Regions from separate parts of the Mus musculus genome. Here region 2 is linked to region 1. The links are chromatin loops, found by intact Hi-C in ENCODE. Cell type or tissue: left cerebral cortex. All regions are shown on one strand. Each heading gives the region's core, and the rest is flanking DNA. Links, peaks and the distances in the headings are about the cores only.

Region 1 (2,808 bases), core at 267-2,766:
GCCCACCATGCTTGACCACACCAGACACTATAGGGTCCCTGAGCCCTCCCACGCTTGCACGCAAACTGAATGTTCAAATAGACTTACAGATTCAGACTTTGACAAACAGCAAGACAAAGAAGAACAGCGGTACCTGCTCAAGACCTCCGATTCACCACTCTGGTGTGTCCCCACAGGGGGTCTGATTCCCTTCCAACGCACCAAATGTTAAGACTCTGGCGAGCCTTCACTTATCAGAGACCCCCTGAATAAAGAACACAAGAGTTGGGGATCCATGCTAAAGCAAGAGGAATTTTATTGTTCCAGCATGCTGGGGTCGCCCTACACACAAAGGAGAGAGAATGACCTCATGCAGCCCATGTGGCGAGTTTTTATACAGTTTTCAGAGCAGCAGCCATTAGGCACAATGCGATTGGTAGAACAGTGTGACTTTTAAACTGATTAGTCTTTAGGGGATGAGGTGGCAAAGACTTCCCTTGTCTATAGGTGGCCAACAGTCTCAGAATGTGCTCTGAGCCTCCTCTACCCACAGGTAGCAGATGGTCATTTCCCTGTGGTCTGAGGAATGTAATTAATCCCCCAACCTTCCAGAGGGAAGGGGTGCCTATGTGCTCTATTACCTTTCTCTCCCAGGAGGGGAGGGGTCTGGTGGGATTTGCCAAAGCTCCTGAGCTGACCTCTTCACCAATGTCTATGCCTTCCATCATGTGCTGACCCCATGACTCAGCAGAACTAATGTTTATGACCTCCATCATGTGCTGACCCCATGACTCAGCAGAACCAATGTCTATGCCTTCCATCATGTGCTGACCCCATGACTCAGCAGAACCAATGTCTATGCCCTCCATCATGTGCTGACCCCATGACTCAGCAGAACCAGAGTTTTGACAAAATTCCTGCAGATACTCTGCAGTGTTTGGAGTAAACAGCGTGGCTACATTCTGATAATTTGTAGATAGAAAAGGGATTTCATCTGTCCACCCAACTGCAGCATCCTACTCTGCAGTACTGGTATGTCTCCTTCATGATTGTAAGATTGGCTGGGAGCTACAATTCACAATTCTTCTGCACTATAAGAGGTTCAGGCCACACAATAGAAACATTAAAACTAAAAATTCAAAGTATAGTCTCCACAATGTGTGTGGCTTTCTATGCCATGTAAACAAACAATTCTAAGCCTGTCTGGTATAGGTTTGGGCCTGTGCTGAGGTAGGAGATGGAGAAATACTCTCTGAACTTCTGAACATAACATATGTCCTAGCATGCCCACATAAATGGATCTGTATTTACACATATATGTGTGCATGTTGGTGTGCATCTCCTGCAAGTCTTTGAGCAAGTATGTGTAGGCACCAGAGCCTGGGGTAGGGACAAGCCTCTGTGAATGACTGAAACTTCCCCTTGTGTTAGCAATGCTGGTCCCATGTTCTGAAATCTAACAACTGCAATGGCTGTTTCTGGAGATACCACTGTGCTTTCTTTTGTACATGTGACATCTCATTAGTCGGGGACATGCTTATCTGTATATATTTATATTTCTGAAAAATATGATACTTGGCTACTTTTGATTAAGGCAGTTAGAGATGGTTGTTTTCATATTTCTAAAAAGCTGCTCACATATTGTTCCTCCCTGTCATCGGGAACTAAAACACTCAGGGCACTCCTATTTCCCTTTAGAAAGTTCTTTGGAAAGAATTCACTCTTGGAACCTCTAAAGAATTCTACCTGGAGCGTCTTTGTTCCCCACATGCTGTATGGCTCTGCTCTACAGGGTGACCAGGAGAGGGCGCTAAACTCCTTTGCCTCCCCAGAGCTGTTGAGAGTTGCAAACCTGCATGTTTGACTTTTCCACCTTATTGGCTCATGCGGTCTGGGTGACTTTGATTTTACCAATGTACAAGCGTGGGCTTCTTTCACTTGGTTATATCTCTTTAAGAAAAACACGGAATGTATCTATTTTTACTTTTCTCTCAAGTCTGTTGCTAAGAAAAGGACAATGACTCCATTCTCTACACTGTTAGGACAAATGACTATCTGTGGCGCCCACTGGTAACCTGCCAAAGCGCTTGTTGACTTCAGGATCACTCAGAACCACAAGTACCTGTGGCTCCTCACATTGCTTCTCGCCCCCTCCCCCACACTCAACTTCTCCAGCTCCCGGGCTTCTCTCCCCCAGCTTCTTCCCTTATAACCCAGTTATTTCAGCTGTACTCTCTCCCTGTCTTCCTGTCTTGGCCCCTTCCCTCTCTCCCTCTCTTGGTCTCTCTCTTGCCCACACTCTCTTGTTCTCTTGCCACAGCCTGGTCCAGTCTGCTGACCAGTGTCAGTCCACTGCTTTCCCCCTCTGCTGTGGACTCCTGCAGATGCCTCTGGCTTTTCTCTCCCTCATTTCTGCAATAAAAACCTTCCCCTCAACCACACCTTGGAGCAGTTCTGCCCCGGTTTATACACTCACTAGAGTTGATAAATGAACGAGAAGAGAGTCCAATGCTTACCCTGCCTTTGCTATTCAAATAGTCCCTCAAAGCAGCTAAGTTGTCAGTGAAGTGGAGAATTTTGAGAGGTTTGTTGTCTGTTGTACAGGTTCGGGGTGTTTTCTTTGAGACCAGGTTGGTCTAGGATTCCTGCCTCCTTCTCCTCAGAGCTGGGATTGAAGCATGTTCTCAGTACGAAGGCAGTTCTTGTGTGTGTGTTTATGGTATGTGTATATATTTTGTGTGTATCTACGTGTGTGTGCACACGCTCATTCGTACGAGTGGGTGTGGGCATGCATGTGCAACTGGATGCACGCGGAAGTCAGAGAGGTCA
Region 2 (2,808 bases), core at 184-2,683, 55 kb after region 1:
TAAATAAATGCATAAATAAATACTATTTAAAAAGGAAAAAAGTGGGGGGAGAAGGTGGGAATCTCAGCCCAGAGCAGCTCCAGGCACCAGGATCAGGACTCGGTGCTCACCAAGGGCACTCTTGCATCCTGAGTCCTCTAAGAAGCCACCGTGGGTGGCCACACTTGGTCTGGAGCACTGGAGATCTGGAAACAGGCCCTTTCTTCAAGACAGTGCTTCTCAACCTGCAGACTATGAGCCCTCTGGGGAATCAAACATCCTATCAATGGTTGCCTAAGACCAGTAATAAACATAGATATTTACATTAAGATTCATAACTAGCAAAATTATAGTAATGGAGTAGCAAGGAGATAACTTCATGGTTGGGGGTCACCACAGCATAAGAAACTGTATTAAGGGGTCATACACATTAGAGAGGTTGAGAATCACTGGACTGCGGCTTCATCCCCAGAAGGTGTCTATGTTAGGTCTTTTCCCATGAAGGGAAAAGGACAGGAGAGACCACATGAGACTCAATTTTAAAACAAGCCAGCTGAGAGTAGCCCAGTCAGGTAATCATGAAAATTGAAACTGTGACCCTGTTGGTATCAGAGGTCCTAAGAGATACATGTGACAGAAACTTGGAGCTTCCACTTCAGGAGCAAGGCAGGTGCTCTAAGACAGGCATGAGCAGGTGAGAAAAAAAAAATCCACTTATACTGGTTTTCAAGATATATTGCATATCAGATATTTACATTATAATTCATATCAGTAGCAAAATTATAGTCATGAAGTAGCAATGAAAATAATTCTATAGTTGGGGGTCACCACATCATGAGGAACTGTTTTAAAGGATCGCAGCATTAGGAAGGCTGAGAACCACTGGGTTAGGAGAAAGGCAGTCGATGAACTAGTCAGGGGTTGCCCGGTGAAACAGCCCATGGTGGGCATATGCCCAGGATTTCAGTGGTGGCTTGTGAGATTAGACTTCACTAACCTCACAAGTTGCTCCTAGACAGGACAGGTCACAGTGGTGCATAAGCAGTGGGCTGTGTGACCAGGATCAAGTGACTTCTCAGTCTCCTTTTCTCCAAAACAGGCAGTAGTTAACACCTGGCCCAAAGGAGGAGGCTTTGAAACACTGGCCACAGCAGCATGCTTCTCTCCTGCTGGGGTTTATAATGAGGCTGTGAGCGTGGGAGTGGAGCGAGTGGTAGAATGCTAACGTGTACAGAGCTCTGGGTGCCATGCCTGAACATGAACACACACAGGCACACACAGATGGGGATGGGGGGGGGGAATTATATTTGCAAGTATAGAAATAGAACCTAGGGTTTTCTTCAGATGTCTTACTATGTCACCTCAAACTTATGAGCCTCTTGTACCATCATGCCTGGCTCTTAGAAAGTTTTGAGGAAGTGGAGAAAAAGTAGATCCCTGTTTCTTGAGCACCAGCCACTCTGATGGCTGTTCCGTGCCGGGTTAGGACCTGGACCTGTTTTGCTTTTTTTTTCCAGGATGCCCACAGCAGCCTCTGCACCTTTTTTGTGCATCAGGGTATCTGGACCTAGGTTGGACCCACTGTCTTCTGAGTGCCCACCTATATGTGCCACATTTGGGCAATACAGCAGAGTCACAGATCACAGTTGATCCTTCACAGAGCCCTGGAGGTAGTATCTCCTTTTTAGGAACACTTGGTCTTCAGTAGGGAAAGGCCTAGGTGGAGTTGGTGCTGCTCTGCTACAGAACAGCCTGCAGGCTCCGAGCTGTGCTGCCTTGGCGTGGAACACTGCCCAGCATGCAGAGTGCTGCATCATACAGTCCCAAGCTGGCCAAGGAGCTGCAGCCATGGCTCTTGAAGGGAAGTTAGTAGAGTGTCTCGGGACTTTGGGTTTGCTGCCTGGAGCACAAAATGGCCTGGAGGCAATTCTATGGACTTAGTTGTATCCTATTTCATCTAAGTGATAAGATGATGCCTAAAAAGCCGGGCAGTGGTGGCACATACCTTTAATCCCAGCACTTGGGAGGCAGAGGCAGGTGGATTTCTGAGTTCGAGGCCAGCCTGGTCTACAAAGTGAGTTTCAGGGCTACACAGAGAAACCTTGTCTCGAAAAACCAAAAAAAAAAAAAAAAAAAGACGATGCCTAAGAAAAGTGCTAGCCATGATGGTCAGTCCCTTTGGCCTCGATCAGCACAGCCTGTGACTGACGGTGACTCTAGCCTGAGCCAGTTCCTGGTAAGTGAGCTACTTTAAGACCAGGCCATCAGCACATACCACCAGAATGTGGGACAAGCAGGCCAGTTGACAGTCTTGGGCTTTATCCATGGCAGTGGGGTAGCAGCTGACATACTGCTATTCAGTGAAACCTTCAGCACCGTCCATTGGGCTCTGTGCAGCCAGGCTGTATTCCTGCAAAACATCCAGTGGAGCCTGAGGTACATGGGTTCGAGACCCCATTGGAGTGATGCCCTTCTGCCAAACTCTTAGTAGTAATGTTACCACACAAATCAATTAATGACTCCATTCAACAGTTGGGGTGGGGAGGGTGACTTTACTTAGCTCACTGAGGTGACAAGGTGACGATGCATGATTTTAAAGTCCTTCCTGGGTATCAGAGTTCTACTCCAGGGACCTGTGCTACCTGATCCAGACGGATGTTTCTAATGCTATGGAAATTCCATCTCTCAGGAGCACTTTCTAACCCACTGCTGAGTGCCAAGACCGCTTCAAGCATGTGGGTCCCAAGGCCATACCCTGAGACTCTGATTCTGAGGCAGGGACGCTATCCTAGTTGGTGTAGACTAGAAAATAAACAGGTCTCCTGGACT

The links. Peaks named below come from ENCODE experiments on the same cell type or tissue, not always from the same donor. Only the 100,000 strongest peaks of a DNase experiment are listed, where the experiment ranks them.
Region 2: a loop joins it to region 1, with 2.7 times the contacts of the local background. A loop is called at or near these places in 15 of 42 quality-filtered maps.

The regions. Positions count from the first base shown.
Region 1 is chr16:17,985,919-17,988,726 of GRCm38, reverse strand. No RefSeq gene overlaps it. Among named protein-coding and RNA genes, the nearest start is that of Vpreb2, 6.8 kb to the right of the region's middle. In left cerebral cortex, for the core only: a CTCF peak has its summit at 1,779 (motif pointing right); DNase peaks (open chromatin) are centred at 1,829 and 2,022.
Region 2 is chr16:17,930,498-17,933,305 of GRCm38, reverse strand. No RefSeq gene overlaps it. Among named protein-coding and RNA genes, the nearest start is that of Slc25a1, 3.7 kb to the right of the region's middle. In left cerebral cortex, for the core only: no CTCF peak of the experiment used is centred there; a DNase peak (open chromatin) is centred at 1,199.